Linked DNA regions of Homo sapiens: region 2 is linked to region 1. Evidence: read pairs that join two places in POLR2A ChIA-PET (ENCODE). Cell type or tissue: PC-3. All regions are shown on one strand.

Region 1 (8,000 bases):
TTACACATACCTCCCCCACAAGCTATTTTACCAATTAGTAAACAATAAAAGTCCTTATTTTCCTTTCACTTCCTTTTATCTCTCTTAGCCATTTTCTGAAGACATTTCAAAGCAAAGACAGTCAAGAGACAGGGATCAAAAGAACCTATTATGAGATTCAAGGGTAAAAAGAAACAAGATTCTTATATAATAAACAAAATAAATGGGTAATAATCTCATTACTTCCTAATGGTAACAAAACAATTCAGATAGGATTCTGAAGGTCCACAGAGCAATTTTTAGCAGAATAAAACTAAACGGTATGTCTCAGATTTCTATTTTAGAATAAATTTATCCATGTAGAACTATTCACTCTTTATTTTTAACTGGAGTGGCAAATATTAAATCTGTATTACAGCTGCTTGAATAAGCAACCTTCAAAGAGCTTAATACCTCTCCATATGCATAGCATGACAGAAAGCCCAAATGCCAATGATACTAAATAACTTCTGAGTATCAAACGTTATGTCCATCTAGTTAAGACTTAGAAACCATAACTGCACATGAAAAGCAGTACCAACTCGCATATGAGCATGAATTCTAAAAATGGAATCCTACTTCATAATTTATAGGGAAAAAAACAACAACAAAAAAGAAAATAGAATTCAGAAAAGATCACTCTTCCATGTTTTACCCAACTTTATACAAATCTTTCCTGAACCCAAATAACTTTAATTATAAACACAAATTTCCTTCCATAAATACAAATCTTGGATTTCATAGGGATATAGCAAAAAATACCTCATGATATAAAGTTACAAGTCAATCACACAAGTAACTTAAAACCTGGATGATATTTCTATTGAGTTTTTAAAATTCTGAATATTAAAATACTGTCCTTATAACTGTAATTAAAAATTATCATGGGCCACAGCATTTAATAAATAAATATATATATCTTAAGAATAATAGCAGTTAGCCAAAGAAGCTTATTAAAGTATAGAAGTTTAAACATTTTAAAACATTTTATCTTTACATATCACCTCCAACAATATGTTACCAATTGTGGTTAGATTCTAAAAATACTGATGGCAAAATTTTTTTAAAATTTGCAAAACATAAATTTAAAGAAGCACTTGAAAAAATAAAAGGAAAATCTTCGCTAAAATCATACCTGTTTTAGGTCAGAATTTTCATTTTTTTCCTTCTCTGCATTTTCAATAGTCACAATTTGTTGCTGAAGTTTTAACCTAAAAATCACAACCCAACAAAAGGCATTATTAAGAATCCATGATTCATTTATTTCACTGAATTAAAGAGTCATTTTATTGAATGCCTGTTTGACACCAGAGCACAAACACAACCAAAGATTGAGACTTCAAGAAACTAGGTTGTGTTCACGTATAACAAAAATGTAAAACAAATTACTGCTATTGTGATAGGAAAATCTACAAACTAGGGGCATAGAGAGGATAAGAAATCAAGTCTGTCCAGGGGTACTGGGGAACGCTACATGGATAAAAACCTGACAGGTAGGATTTTGATATACATAAACAACAGCCTGAAAAAGTGGCCTTTCATGGAAAATTATAGAATGTGTTGCTAAGGTATCAGAAAGTAGTCTAGTTTAGGAGAGGCCAACTTACATCCATATAGTATTTTACAATTTGCAAAATTCTTTCAGACACACGCTACTTCATTTTCCTTCTAACAAGGCTACAGATTTAAAAGAAAACTAATACAACACACCATCCTGTATTCTATAAAATATCTTATGGAGCTTTTCATCCCTGAGATGAATGAATACTTACACATTTGCAGACTCTTCAAAGGGAATAATACATCTACAGCCAGAGCCTTAAAAAGCAGAGCAGCTCTAGTGACCAAATGAGTAACCTCATGAGGAAGACATTACACTAATTAGGTTTGGCAGGATAGGCCCTTCAGCCTCCTCCCTTTCAAAACTCTTCAAACGCCTATCTCAAATATAATTCACTTGGCACCTATTTATAGCTTGGTATTATTAGCATGTCTTATCTGCCCAAGTAGAATGTGTTTATCTAGACAACACTCTCAAGACCCTAGGTCTGTGCTTTAAACACAATAAGGACTCAATAAACATTTGTTGGCAGACTGAACGAACCAACCCAAATCATGGATTAGCTGTTTAAATGTGTGAGATGATTGGATAATATAACATAAAAAACCTGAAGATATGACCCATTGCTTCCTGAGACGTTTACATACAAATGCCAGAAACGATAAATCTAAAGAGGGCCAGTCCTTTTCCTTTTGCTCCACCGTCAGTACCAGTCACATTCTTATTTCATAATTCTAGCTACATGATTACTCATTCAAACTTTCTGTGCACTTCCTCCATTAAATGTTTATGAATGTTATCAACTGGGTGCCTTCTTTTTTTTTTTTTAAATAAGAGATGTGGTCTCACTATATTGCCTAGGCTGGGCTCAAACTCTTTGGCTTAAGCAATCCTCCTGCCTCAGCCTCTCAGGTAGCAGGGTGGCTAACTTGGGGCTTTTAGGTTACTGACTTATAAAGGTTTCTTTCCACAAAATCATGAAGATGAAAATGGAACAGAGAACACTGTGGGTCCCAGCTCAGGTCCACAGTTAGAAAACTTAGGCCCTAAGTATATCCTAGCTCCAGTTGAGAATCTGGATACAATTGGTAAATTAACAAGAAACATGACCCAGTTAAGAAAGTTATGGCCTAATGCTTTCTATATAGGTTACACAGACATGAAGAGAAACAATAGTGCCCTACATACAAAAGCTGAAGCCAAAGAAACCAATGGTAGAGTATCTGAAAATTCATTAAAATATGAAAGGATGGGGAAAACAACTAAATGAAAATATGAACTAAGTAAGAGCACCATTGTGGTAGACTATAGAAGATGATATACAACAAGACCTTCCTTCAGGTCATTTTGTTGAAGCAGTACTGGGTTAGAATCTAAAACTCATTTTTTTTTGGAGAAAATTAGTCCATGATTTAAGATCATTACATTTAGGATTCTATGGGATAATGAATCTTAAGATAAATAAGATAGGAATAAGACTAATGGTATTAAAGTTCAAAAAGGCAGATAGTTTCAAAAGACAGTGCTGTAAATTTAGGAGTAAAGTACAGTATCTCTTTTTATTAGGTTTTGAATACTCAAGGTGTGTCACAGTAAGTCAAAAGAAAATATACCTTATAACAGACGTACAAGGAACAGAAAAAACTGCAATTAACTTTCATTAGAGGATAAGTTAAGGCTACATAAAAGAGATGCAATTTGAACTAGATCTTGAAGGAAAAATAAGAGTCCGAGATAGAGAAATTAAAGATACAGGTGACGAAGAGTATAGAGGAAGTAGAGAGATGGGATTAAAAGCACTGTTCACTTAAGAAGTAAAGGGGAAAAGGACATTTTCAAAATAGAAAGGGAGGAGAGAATGGATGAAGGTACCGGAATTATAAGATGGCAAGAAGTTGAGAAAATTCATATCCTTAGCTTATGTACAAGTAAGAACATCGAACAGTTTCCAAGCTGAAAAGGAAGCAAGGGAGCCAGGTTAATAGGCTGGAAGAAAAAGAGAAGTCCAAAGACTGCTAATTTCAGTATCTTCAGTGACAGGAGCATGGATAAGAGAAAGAAAAGATATTTATGTCTTTGAAGTGATCAGTTCTAGGTGACGACAAGGTCCAAGAAGCGTCTAGGTGTACAAGATGCTAAAGTAGAATAAAGATAAAAGAATGCCAGAGTGCAGATAGAATAAACTGTAAGGCTAAGGTGTTGGGTAGTTCAACAATATGAATACATAGTCACCAAGAATGATGGTAAGAGAAACAGAAAACAGAAAAAAGTTGAGCCAGATATCAAAGTCCTCAGCGACTGTTAAGGAATACACTGTAGGTCATTAACTGCAAGAGATAAAAGACAGGTATAAAACTGGATGCCACAAATATCAAAGAAAAAAATCACTTTAACCATACTCAAACAATGAACTGGAAGCACAAACGGGGCTTACAAATGCTCATTTCTCTTCTTGGTCTCTTGTTGCAGGAGAGAGGAAGGAAAAGTAATTTCTACTTAAAAGGCATTCCAGGTTATATGCCATGAGAGGAAGAAAGCAGTTTTCAGCAGGGGGAGAGGCATTAAAAAAATGTTGAGATTGCAAAAAAAGTTATTGGTATCAGAATAGGGATTCCAGAGGCTACAGTGGAAACTGTTAAAAGTTTTAATGAGTAGGTGATAGGGAGAAATCAGAGGGTGAAGGATGAGTAAGTTGGGGGAAAAGTTAACTATGAGATCAAGTACTTTATACTTTTGAAGTAATTATGAAGGCAGAAATAGTAGGTGAACTGGAGGGCCAAGTTACAACAGAAAATGTAGCTATAAATAAGTTTAAATGGAAACTTTGGAATAACATTAAGATGGAACTATTTCAAGTTCCCTTCAAAGTATAGGGAAGTCAACCGTAAGGATCATGGTCTAGGTCTTCTGTGGCAGGCAGCTGATATACTGATATATACTATTTCTTTTTTTTTTTTTCTTTTTTTAGAGATGGAGTTTCACTCTTGTTGCCCAGGCTGGAGTGCAATGGTGTGATCTCAGCTCACCGCAACCTCCGCCTCCTGGGTTCAAGTGATTCTCCTGCCTCAGCCTCTCAAGTAGCTGGGATTACAGGCATCCACCACCACGCCCGGCTAATTTTTTGTATTTTTAGTAGAGACGGAGTTTCTCCATGTTGGGCAGGCTGGTCTTGAACTCCCGACCTCAGGTAATCTGCCCGCCTTGGCCTCCCAATATATGCTATTTCGACATTCAACAAATATTTATTGAGTACCTATACATGCTAAGCCCATTCTAAGTGTTGTGGATACATCAGAAAATAACAAGGACAGAATGCCTACCCTTGAGTTTATACTCCAACAGTGTTGTCTGATAGAACTTTCTTTGATGGTGGAAATATTCTACAATCTGTGCCTTCCAATATGATAGTCACTAGCAACATGTTGCTAGTGCACACTTGAAATGTACTTCATGTGACTGAAGAAACTGAATTTTAATTTTTTAAAATTCTAATTTAAATTTAGGTTTCAACAGTCATCTGTGACTAGTAATATCATATTGGGCAGCAAAGGCTCTAATGTAACTTCTTGGCTTCATTTAATGTGAGTCCCTGCTATCAAAGGGAAGCAACATACAGGGCAAACAATAGAAGTTGTATTTTTCTACTGTGATTTCTCTACTGTCAAAGAGTCCTACAAGTCTCATGAGAATGGCAGTAGCCTTCTTATACCAACCTTCTGAAAGCATGGTTCTTGCTTGTGAGCACTGGAAATTGACACTGGCCATTATTAGCAAAAATAAACTTTCCTGAAAGAATATAAGAACCCACTCAAAAGAGAACTAGAAAACTGAAACCAGGATACAATAATTGATAGGAATCACAGGCAAAGACATGCCACAGCCCTGCCTGGTCCTTCAAACATTGACACATATCCTTTCATCCCTTACTTCACAGTTTAAATTCTTGGGAGAAAATGTGTCCAATGGGCCAATATAATTCTTTTCAAGATGGAGTCTAAGTAGAAAGGTGGATATATTAAATGATAGTTTTTTGGTTTGTTTTTAAAAAAGCAAATATCCAACACTGGCAGCAAAGAAATCCAAACTGATGAAATGTAAACGTTCATTAAAAGCTCAAGAAAAAAACAGAAAGCCCCAAATGGGAAATAAGAGCCCTGGCTTTAAGCCATGCAAAAAATAAATTAAGGGGGTATTGACTACAGGATATCATAAATGTTCAGCTTCCCTTTCCCTTGGTTATTGCTATTCCCCTTGGTTATTTGCTATTATATCAAACTGCATATCATTTACTTCCTCCTCCTTCACCCACTCCACACAGAGACATGGGCATATAACCTTGGCTGAGCCAGAGTGCCTGATACCACGGTCGCAGTGGTAGGTCCAGGGATGAGCATGTGAACTAGACCCAAACTTGTCTCTAGATTTTTTTTTTTTTTTTTTAAGACAGAGTCTCACTCTGTCACCCAGGCTGGAGTGCAGTGGCACAATCTTGGCTCACTGTAACCTCCGCCTCCCAGGTTCACGCAATTCTCCTGCCTCAGCCTCCTGAGTAGCTGGGACTATAGGTGGCTGCCACCACACCCCACTAATTTTTGTATTTTCAGTAGAGATGGGGTTTAACCAAGTTGGCCAGGCTGGTCTCAAATGCCTGACCTCAGGTGTTCCACCCGCCTCGGCCTCCCAAAGTGCTGGGATCACAGGCGTGAGCCACCACGCCCAGCCTCGACTCTAGACTTTTTAAACTTGAGTTTGCTAACAAGAACTTTGTCCTCTTGGCTTCAACATATGTTCCCAGCATCACAGAGATAGGACAGCAGACAAACGAGAGAGATAATAAGAGAGGAGAGAGAAAATAAGAGAGGAGGAATAAAAGAAAAGGAGGAGAAAAGTCACTATTATCTAATTGCATTTGAGTTCCTAGATCCAGGTGTCCCTGAAACCAGCAAAACCCTTATCTTTCCCACAATTGTGTAAACCAAGAAAGTCCCTTTTGTTTGCTTGCATTAGTTGGAGTTGCGTTGCTGTCATAACCAAAAGTTGACTACATATTCTATTATATTTAAACTCCTTTAATTTTTACATGGTTTTAATTTGCAAATTGAATAAATGTGCAGCGGAGCAGCCTTTTGAAATACAGTACTTTTATAAAAATAATTTTTATTACTCTTGGCACTATGATAAGCTAGTGGTAAAAAAAAAACACTTTCATCAAAAGAAAAGACTGGTATATAATTAATAAAGGATCTGTCAAAGCAGTGATTAATATGTAATAGATTAATATCTACTTATCACAGATATATATTATTTGTAAATAAATGGATATTTCTGCTTTGCATGATTTATACTTTCCATTTCCTTAGTAAGACCTTTTGCTTCACAGATAAGTCTCCAATCTGTCACGGGTTATCTAAATAGGAGGTGCTGCAATTATGACCATTTTAATGAATGATCAAAATAGACCTGGTTGATGTAGCTGGACTTATAAATCAGTAAATCATAACTGTCAAGGAAAAAATACCACAATTGTTGAACATTAAAAAAAAAAAGCCATGCAAATCGTGTGAATTTAATCCTGCTAGATTTTATGTTGGTTACTATGTCTTTATTTTAAAATAAGTTGAGGTCATTTACACATTGTAAGTGAAACTCCAGAGGAATCAAAGAAAAATTATCAATGTGACTAACAGAATAGAAAATTATTCACATTTAAGAAAAGCTAAAGGAATGAAAGCTGTTTTATATAGCAAAAAACTAAAAAACAAAACAAAACAAAACCTAAGGGTCAAGTTCATTATTGTGTTCAAGTAATGACAGAATGCTGAACATTTTATCACTATGGCAACAGAAACCCAAAGCAGGAGAAACAGGCTTAAATTCTAACAGAAAAGATTCTAACTGGCCAAACTGTGGGATTATCATAGGATAAAACATTAGAGTAGGATGCCTGGGGAGGGTCTACCCCTACTTTCTGGAGACTGTCAAAGAGAGATTTAAAAACGACCTGTCTTGAATATGTCCTAAAAAATGTACCCATCTAAAAGCAAAAGGACAGACAAGATTGGTTCTTAAAATCTATTACAGATTCATGCTTTTAGAATCACAGCCACTAACAATTTAAATAAAGTTATAAAACCTAAGTAAGTAATAAGTATACCTCTGCCTGAAGTAATTCTTTCCTAAGTAATGCAGATCAAGAACTCTGTCTCAAAACATAGCCTACCACTTAATGAACATGATTTTTAAAAGCCACTCAAACTTTATATAATTAGAGACGTCACTAAGATATTAGAATTTGAAAAGCAGACATAAAGCATTTCCAAGTGTTGAGGATAACAGCAGATGTCTAGCTCTGTGTTATCCATATATTCTGCAAAAACAATACAGAAAAAGCAAAGAGAACAAATAAAGCCACACAAAACCA
Region 2 (8,000 bases), 190 kb after region 1:
TACTGCCTAAATCTATAGTCAAGGAGTGGCAGGAACTCAGGGTTGAGGTGAGATTATCACCATTATGACTACAATTTAAGTTCGTTTGTATAGCCCTTCTGAAGCCCAGAGCTCAAGCTGAGTGCTGAAAGTTCAGGAGGGAGGCCAGGCGAGGTGGCTCACGCCTATAATCCCAGAAGTTTGGGAGGCCGAGGCGGGCAGATCACCTGAGCTAAGAGTCCCAGACTAGCCTGGGCAACACTACGAAACCCCATCTCCACCAAAAATACAAAAACATGGCTGGGCGTGGTGGCATGCACCTGTGGTCCCAGCTACTCAGGAGGCTGAGGTGGGAGGATCACTTGAGCCTGGGAGGCAGAGGTTGCAGTGAGCTGAGATCACACCACTGCACTCCTGCCTGGGTGACAGAGTGAGACCTCATCTCAAAAAAAAGGAAGGAAGGAAGGAAGGAAGGAAGGAAGGCAGGCAGGCAGGCAGGCAGACATGGTCGAGGTAGAGGTGGAGAGTGGGGGTGAGGAGAGGTGTCAGAGGTTGGGAGTCGGTATTGATCCAGACGTCTCAGGGGGCAGAAGTCTCTGAGCAGAGGAAGGGCACTTAAGATGAATATTCTAACCCAATACTTGTGTGGGAGCAGAAGAACGAACTACAATTACAAATTTGATGAAAAGAGAAACTCTTGGCTTTCCCCACCATTATCTGAGGTACCCAAGACACTTCTGCAAGACTGAAGTCCCAAAGAACCATGTGATCATCCCACACACATAGGAACTAACTGTGCAGTGTAAAAAGGCAGGCTTGTAGTCTTTCACCCGTGGCAGAACATATATTTATTGATTCACCTTTGAGTAACAGGTTTAGTAAAGATTGTCAATTCTCTGGGAAGATAAACATGAAGTAATTTTTTTACCCCAATAAAATCAATCAATTATGCTCTGTGGAACCTCTCTTTCCCACTGGGTAGCAGGCTCCATTAGCTACATATATCCCAGTCTGATTCTACAACTTTTCATTTTAGTTATCACAACAGTTTCTCTCCAGTTATTAAGATTCAACTCTGTTCAATGTAAAATTTCATTCTTATATTGGATTCAAAGCTTTCCTCCTCGCCTCTAGTGCAGACTAGACTCATGGCTTTAAAAGATTTGGGAGTGGCGGGGTGGAGACATGGTCTACTTCTCTCCCACCCGATTCTTGCCTGTGCTTTCCCCTGTAGCTTTGGGGGAAAAGGAAGAAAAGAGAAAGTTGAATATGTTCTTTTGTGATTGCCTATGGCAGAATTGTTGGTCTCCATGGCTTAGCAAGTGGTCCCCAAGACTTGCCCTGGCACTAAATGCCCAAGCAGCTCCCAGGGGTCCCTTGGGACATGTGGCCTTCCTCTTCCAGCTGACCCCAGCTGATGGCCTCGTGCAACATCTCTCCAATGCCTACTTCTCTTTGCCCAACACGTGACCATCCTCTGCCAAGTCCCCAGCTCCAAAACCTGAGCCTGTGGGCAGACTGATACATTCTTTGTACCTTTTAGCAACCAGGAGCTTGAGAGAATAATTCTACTCATACCTCACATCATCCCATTACATTTCCATTTTATAGAAACTTCCTTCTGACCCCAGTGCCAGCTTCCTATAGATCTCAGAGCTGTCGATGGCCCCTGACTCCACATACTAGTGTGGGCTCTTGATGATCCAAATGTCCCCAACATAGAAGTCATATTATATGTACTCCGGCCAGTTGAGTTATGAAGCATTTGTCTCACCCTAAGATCTTAAGATTCAATCGAGATATGAAGTCACCTCTCTAAGGCCACCCACCAAATCAGCACCATGTTCAAATTAGAATGTAAAGTGTCAGAATCTATGAGCAGGTTTTTTTCCATTGGGCTAGGATTGCTTAGGCTTCTAGGAAAACAGGAGCTAAGTCCCTGGGCTTTGGGGTCAGATGGCTCTGTCTGAGGCCTGGTTGAACCACTTCCTAGCTGGGTAAATGTTGTTGTTGCTGTTGTTGTTGTGTGAGAGAGAGAGTCTCACTCTGTTGCCCAGGCTGGAGTGTAGTGGCTCGATCTCAGCTCACTGCAACCACTGCCTCGCAGGTTCAAGCGATTCTCCTGCCTCAGCCTCCCGAATAGCTGGGATTATAGGTATGCACCACCATACCCAGCTAATTTTTGTATTTTTAGTAGAGACAGGGTTTCACCATGTTGCCTAGGCTGATCTCGAACTCCTGGCCTCAAGTGATCTGCCTGCCTCAGCCTCTCAAAGTGCTGGGATTACAGGTGTGAGCCACTATGCCCAGCTCACCTAGCTGGGTAATTTTGAACAACTTTCTTAGCCCCTCATAGTTTCAGTTTCCTCAACTGTAAAATATGGATAATAATAATAGCATCTACTTTACAGAATCGTTTTATTGCCTAGATGAGATTCTACAAGGGAAGCCCCAGTGTCTGGTGCCTAAGGAGTTCTCATGAATGGTAGTTATTGTTCTAAAAAAGAGAGCATCCTCAGGCTACTGATAATTCAAATCTGTCCAAATGTCGCTGCCTCGCAGATGGTTGAATTGTGTGTCGTTGGGGTTAATTCCCAAGCAACGTACCCAGTGTGCTCTGTTGCCTCCACCTCTGTGGGGACTGTCCCACTCAGGGGCTGGGACGGCATGGGGGCAGATGTGAGGAGAAGCTTCTACAGCTACTGTGTGTGCATAATCACATTAATTTGCAAAAAATTAAAAATAAAATAGAAAATAAATTGGCTGGGTGCAGTGGCTCACACCTATAATCCCAATGCTTGGGAGGCTGGGGCCAGAAAGTTGCTTGATCCAAGGAGTTCAAGACCAGCCTGGGAAACATAGTGAGACCCTGTCTCTACCAAAAAAAAAAAAAAAAAGAAAAAAAATTAGCCAAGTGTGGTGGTGTGCACCTGTAGTCCTCGTTACTGGGGAGGCTGAGGTGGGAGCCTGCAGTGAGTTATGATCGTGCCACTGCACTCCTGCCTGGGCAACAGAGCAAGACCCTGTCTCAAAAATAATAATAATAAGGCTGAGCACAGTGGCTCACACCTGTAATCTCAGCACTTTGGGAGGCCAAGGGGGGTGGATCACCTGAGGTCAGGAGTTGGAGACAAGCCTGGCCAACATGATAAAACCCTGTCTCTACTAAAAATACAAAAATGAGCAAGGTGAGGTGGTGTGCTCCTGTAGTCCCAGCTACTGGGGAGGCTGAGGCAGGAGAATCGTTTGAACCCAGGAGGCAGAGGTTGCAGTGAGCCGAGTTTGCGCCACTGCACTCCACCCAGCCTGGGCAACAGAGTGAGACTCCCTCTCAAAAAAATAAATAAATAAGGCCAGGTGCAGTGGCTCACGCCTGTAATCCCAGCACTTTGGGAGGCCGAGGCAGGTGGATCACAAGGTCAGGAGATCGAGACCATCCTGGCTAACACGGTGAAACCCGGTTCTACTAAAAATACAAAAAATTAGCTGGGCGTGGTGGCAGGCGCCTGTAGTCCCAGCTACTCAGGAGGCTGAGGCAGGAGAATGGCGTGAACCCGGGAGGCGAAGCTTGCAGTGAGTCAAGATCGTGCCACTGCACTCCAGCCTGGGCGACAGAGCGAGACTCCACCTCAAAAAAATAAATAAATAAATAAATAAATAAATAAGAATAATAAAGAAAAAAAGAAAAAACAAGTGAACTTTTTTTTAATGTTTTCCAGCTGCAGAGGCCATGTACTAGAAAACTCTTGAAATATTATTCAGTGTTTCTCAATACTTAAGCTGACTGCCTTCTGACAAATTGCCAAGTAGTGGTCAGAATTTAATTCACACCAAAAGAGAACACAAAGATTATGAGACAATTGACCCTATAAAAATGCATTCGTGGCATGCTCTTTAGTCACTTTGCATCTGCTCTCAACCCACCCTCCAGGGCTCTTATGTCACACTTATTTCCAGATAAATGGCCCAATTAGAAACCTATTGGCTAAGGTTGTACTAAAGGCAATGACCCTGCACACCAGAATCTCGTCCTTCTTAACATCACCCTTAAGCCAAAGCACAGTGGCGTGTGCATTCTCATTCCTGGACAAACTCTGCCCCCTGGCGCTGACTCACACACTTGCGCACCGGCGAGGAGGGTCTCCTTTGTTAGGTTTCCTCATGGGACAGGGATAGAAGAGCCTGTCACCCCCACCTGCCGTCTCCCCAAACCCCTAATTGCCATCAGTCTGCTCCACACAGATAATCCACCAAAAGGCTCCGAGTTTGTTTCTGCTCCGTGTATTTGAAATGAGTCTACCACATCAATCTCATTCTGTGTTAAAAAGTGTTTCTCAGCAGATGAGTAGGGATAAAATCTCCATGGGAGAAAGTGAAGGAGATGCCTGATCTGTCCAGGGCTTCCCGGGTCAGTGGCGCTTCGGCCAGAAGCCAGGCAGCAGGCCTTGGGCAGGTGGCTGGACCCCTTCTGTGCCACGGTATCTTTGTCTGTGAGATGAGGGGGGCAGTCCCCACCATACTGTGTTTACACAATAGAGGGAGAATTTAGGTGGTGACTGTGCTGTAGTAAAAAGAACAGAGGGTGTGGAAATAGGGGATTTGGGTCTAAACTCTGGCTCCAGGCCAGATGCAGTGGCTCACACTATAATCCCAGCACTTTGGGAGGCTGAGGCAGGAGGATCGCTTGAGCCCAGGAGTTTGAGACCAGCCTGGACAACACAGTGAGACCTCATCTCTACAAAAAATACAAAATTAGGTGGGCGTGGTGGTGCCTGCCTGTAGTCCCAGCGACTCAGGAGGCTGAGGTGGGAGGATCACTTGAGCCTGGGAGGCAGAAGTTGTGGTGAGCCATGATCGTGCCACTGCCCTCCAGCCTGGGTGACAGACTCCCTCTCAAAATAAATACATAAGTAAGTACAATAAATAAATTAATTAATTAATTAATTTCAGCTCTAGCTGTGGAACCTTGGACTAGAAATTCACTGTTCTCACTGTTCTCTAGAAATTCACCATTCCCTTGAGTTTCCTATCTTATAAAATGGGATAGTGACTTGCCCTGCTAGTCACTTTCTCGAGAAGAGACACCTCCAACTGCAGCGGGTGTGGCGCAGCCTTTCCCTCCAGGCTCCAGGAGCCCCTGCCTCCCAATCGGAAGGAGAGTTGTTTCAGATGAATATTCCTAGGTTTTAGCCCAGGAGGTTGAGTCAGAATCCTGCCTCAGAGGCGTGGCAGGAGAAACAAAATAATGAACCCCCAAAGGTGTCCATGTCCCGGTTCCCAGAACCTGCAAATATGTGACCTTGCATGGGAAAAGGGCCTAACAGATGCGACTAAATTAAGAATCTTAAGATGGGGGGATTATCCTCGATTACCCCGGTGGGCCCACTGGATCATGGGGGTCCTAACAAAGGGAAGAGGGAGGCAGGAGAGGCGGAGATGTGATGAGGAGAAGGGATTGGAGGGAAACACCACGCACTGAGGATGAAGGTGGCCTTGAACGCTGGAAAAGGCGAGGAAGAGATCCTCCCCCAGAGCCTCCAGGAGGAACTCAGAGCTGCCAACACCTCACTCCCAGCCCTGCAAGACCCACTTTAGGACTTCTGACCTCTAAAGCTGTAGATGATTAATCCGTGTTGTTTTAAGCCACTAAGTTTGTAATTATTTGTTTCAGCAGCTCTGGGAAGCCAATATGGCGCCATGGAGGGGCTCCTAGATCTGCATTTTTGAGTGACTCCTGGTAGAATTGTTAGGCATGCTAAATTTTGAGGGCTAGAGGTGTAGTAGGAAGAGACTGAGGAACAGGAGGTCTGTATTTCTAGCCCTGGCGTCATGAGCTATGTGACTTCGGCAAAGTCACTGCCTCATTCACTGGGCCTCAGATTCACTGTCTGTAAGCTGAGGCAGTTGGCTACAGGGGGCAGAGGGGAAGAGATCTCTGGCTGCAGTATTCTGAGAAGCTGAGAGAAAACAGTGAAGCTCTTTGAAAACAGTGAAGTCTGGCCAGTGTAGATCTTAGGACTGGGATTTCCTAGAAGAAAGAGATACTGGTAATTCTTTTAACAGCTCATTTTTATACCTCTCTTCCTGTGTGCCAGGTCTTGGTCTAAACCCTTCCCTTCCATGAACTCCTGTCTGTGAGGTCATCTTGGCACAGCAATCAGTCTTCTATGCGATGAATAATTAACTGCTCTGAGGAGATGATTTCAAATCGGGAGTCAGATCAATAAGCTACTAAGGGGGGATGGGCGGGTGGGCACCATCTTCAGCTAATGAAGGGGGCGATTCCCTGTCTCCGCTATGAAAAGAAAAATGTCACAGACATTACATGCCGCCTGAGGGGTATGGATAGAAGGGGGAAGGGGCTGCGGTTGCCAGGCAACCGGCTCATCACTAATCATGCGCGTAAAAGCCTTGGGCCTCTGTTATGAGCACAGCTAGTGGGCCACCCTCCTTCTCTCCGCCCCCTGCTTGACAGCTGGCCTTGGGTTCTGGTTCCAGACACTTAGACCCTGAAACAGGCCCAGGTCCCCCTCAGTATCCCCGGGTCGATTCTGTTGCTAGAAAGCAAACTGGGAGAGCAAAGACTCTTTGTGTCCACTCCAGACGACAAAGGTCTGGCACCCATATTCCAGGACACTCTTTCCTACACCATGGCCTTTTGAATGAGCTGTCACCCCAGAGGCTTACTTAGATTTGAGGAAAATCCCTTCCTGACCCCTCCATTCAAGGGAGGCTCTTGCTGTTTGCCGTGTGGATACTGAGCAAACACGTGGGTCCCCAGGCTGGCTCTTGATGTGCTCTGTAAACACTCCTCTCTGGATACAGCCAACTGTCCAATTATGCAGGAGTCAACCCGCTTCCCCTGGGGATTTGTTGTCTTAAAGAACGAGGACCCACTGTGACTAGAAAGTTGACATAGCACATGTCACACAGAGAAAGTGCACCCCCGGTGGAAGCCGGGGTTCCCTGGGGGCCCAGCCGTCTTTCCAAACAGAAGGGCAGAAGGCTGTTTGATCTGTGACCACTTCTGGAACATATAGGCTCAGGAACAGCCAATATTAGAAGAGATGTTTGCATCTGTTTCCTTCCAAGACACACAGGCTCTCTAAGAGAAAGGAGGATGGCTTTTGTGCTACGGGGACAAGCGCTATGTTTGGGACGTGGTACTAGAATTGTCAAAGGGCTGCCTTGTCCCAGAAAGTTATTTCAGAGAGAAGTCATTACACCCATTGGCTAAAAAGAGACAGGCATCACTGAGAATGTTGGATGTCCCAACCCATTTCTCTTCTACAGTTCACACCACCCCCAGCAGGCCCAGGCAGCCTGCACTGTGCCCGAGAACAGTTGATGCAGGGACACATTCCAGCGCCGGCCTCAGTCCCTTTCCCTCTCCCTGCTTCAGCCGCACTGGCTTCCTCACTCTTCCTCAATCATACCTATGTCAGCTCTTTGCACTTGCTGTGTCCTGGATACTTGCACCCCTGATATCTGGATGACACGAGACTTTCCCTGGCCACCACCCCATGTAAATAATAGATACGCCAACCCCATTTACCCTTTCCATGTGCCATTTTTAACTTTCTTCAAGCACTGCACCTCTTTTTCTTTCTGTGTAGCGGACTGTTTGTCCATCTATCTTACTTGTTTATTGCCTGTTTCATTCTCTAGGGTGTAAGTTCCAGGAGGGCAGGACACTTGTCTGCTCTATTAACTGCTGCACCCCTGGCACCTGCCACTGTGCTCGGCACAAGGCCAGCCCTCAACTAGCATTTGCTGAGTTGATTAGGATTCCTGTGATCCACTCTGTACCAGGAAGACACTGGGCTCTTTCTTACATCCTCACACCCAGAGCCTCTCTCTGGAGGCAGTGGATGTCATGAGTTTCCGATAGATCCTTACAGATACTTCATGCTTATTCAGAAAGATACACACACAGCTACATTCTTCCTATCTTTTTTTTTTTTTTTTTTTTTTTTGAGGCAGAGTCTTGCTCTGTCACCCAGCCTGGAGGGCAGTGCAAC

What was found. ChIA-PET counts read pairs that join two places held together with the same protein. Peaks named below come from ENCODE experiments on the same cell type or tissue, not always from the same donor. Only the 100,000 strongest peaks of a DNase experiment are listed, where the experiment ranks them.
Region 2: POLR2A ChIA-PET joins it to region 1 with 13 read pairs; 3 of 35 experiments call an interaction of 5 or more read pairs at or near these places.

What each region holds. Positions count from the first base shown.
Region 1 is chr12:94,334,436-94,342,435 of GRCh38, forward strand. It overlaps CEP83 (centrosomal protein 83), which reads right to left. Exons shown (of 17, transcript NM_016122.3): 12 at 1,154-1,229. Among named protein-coding and RNA genes, the nearest start is that of CEP83, 120 kb to the right of the region's middle. In PC-3, no CTCF peak of the experiment used is centred here; no DNase peak of the experiment used is centred here.
Region 2 is chr12:94,528,917-94,536,916 of GRCh38, forward strand. All of the region lies in intron 2 of LOC102724960 (a long non-coding RNA gene), which reads left to right. Among named protein-coding and RNA genes, the nearest start is that of MIR5700, 29 kb to the right of the region's middle. In PC-3, a CTCF peak has its summit at 4,101 (motif pointing left); a DNase peak (open chromatin) is centred at 4,055.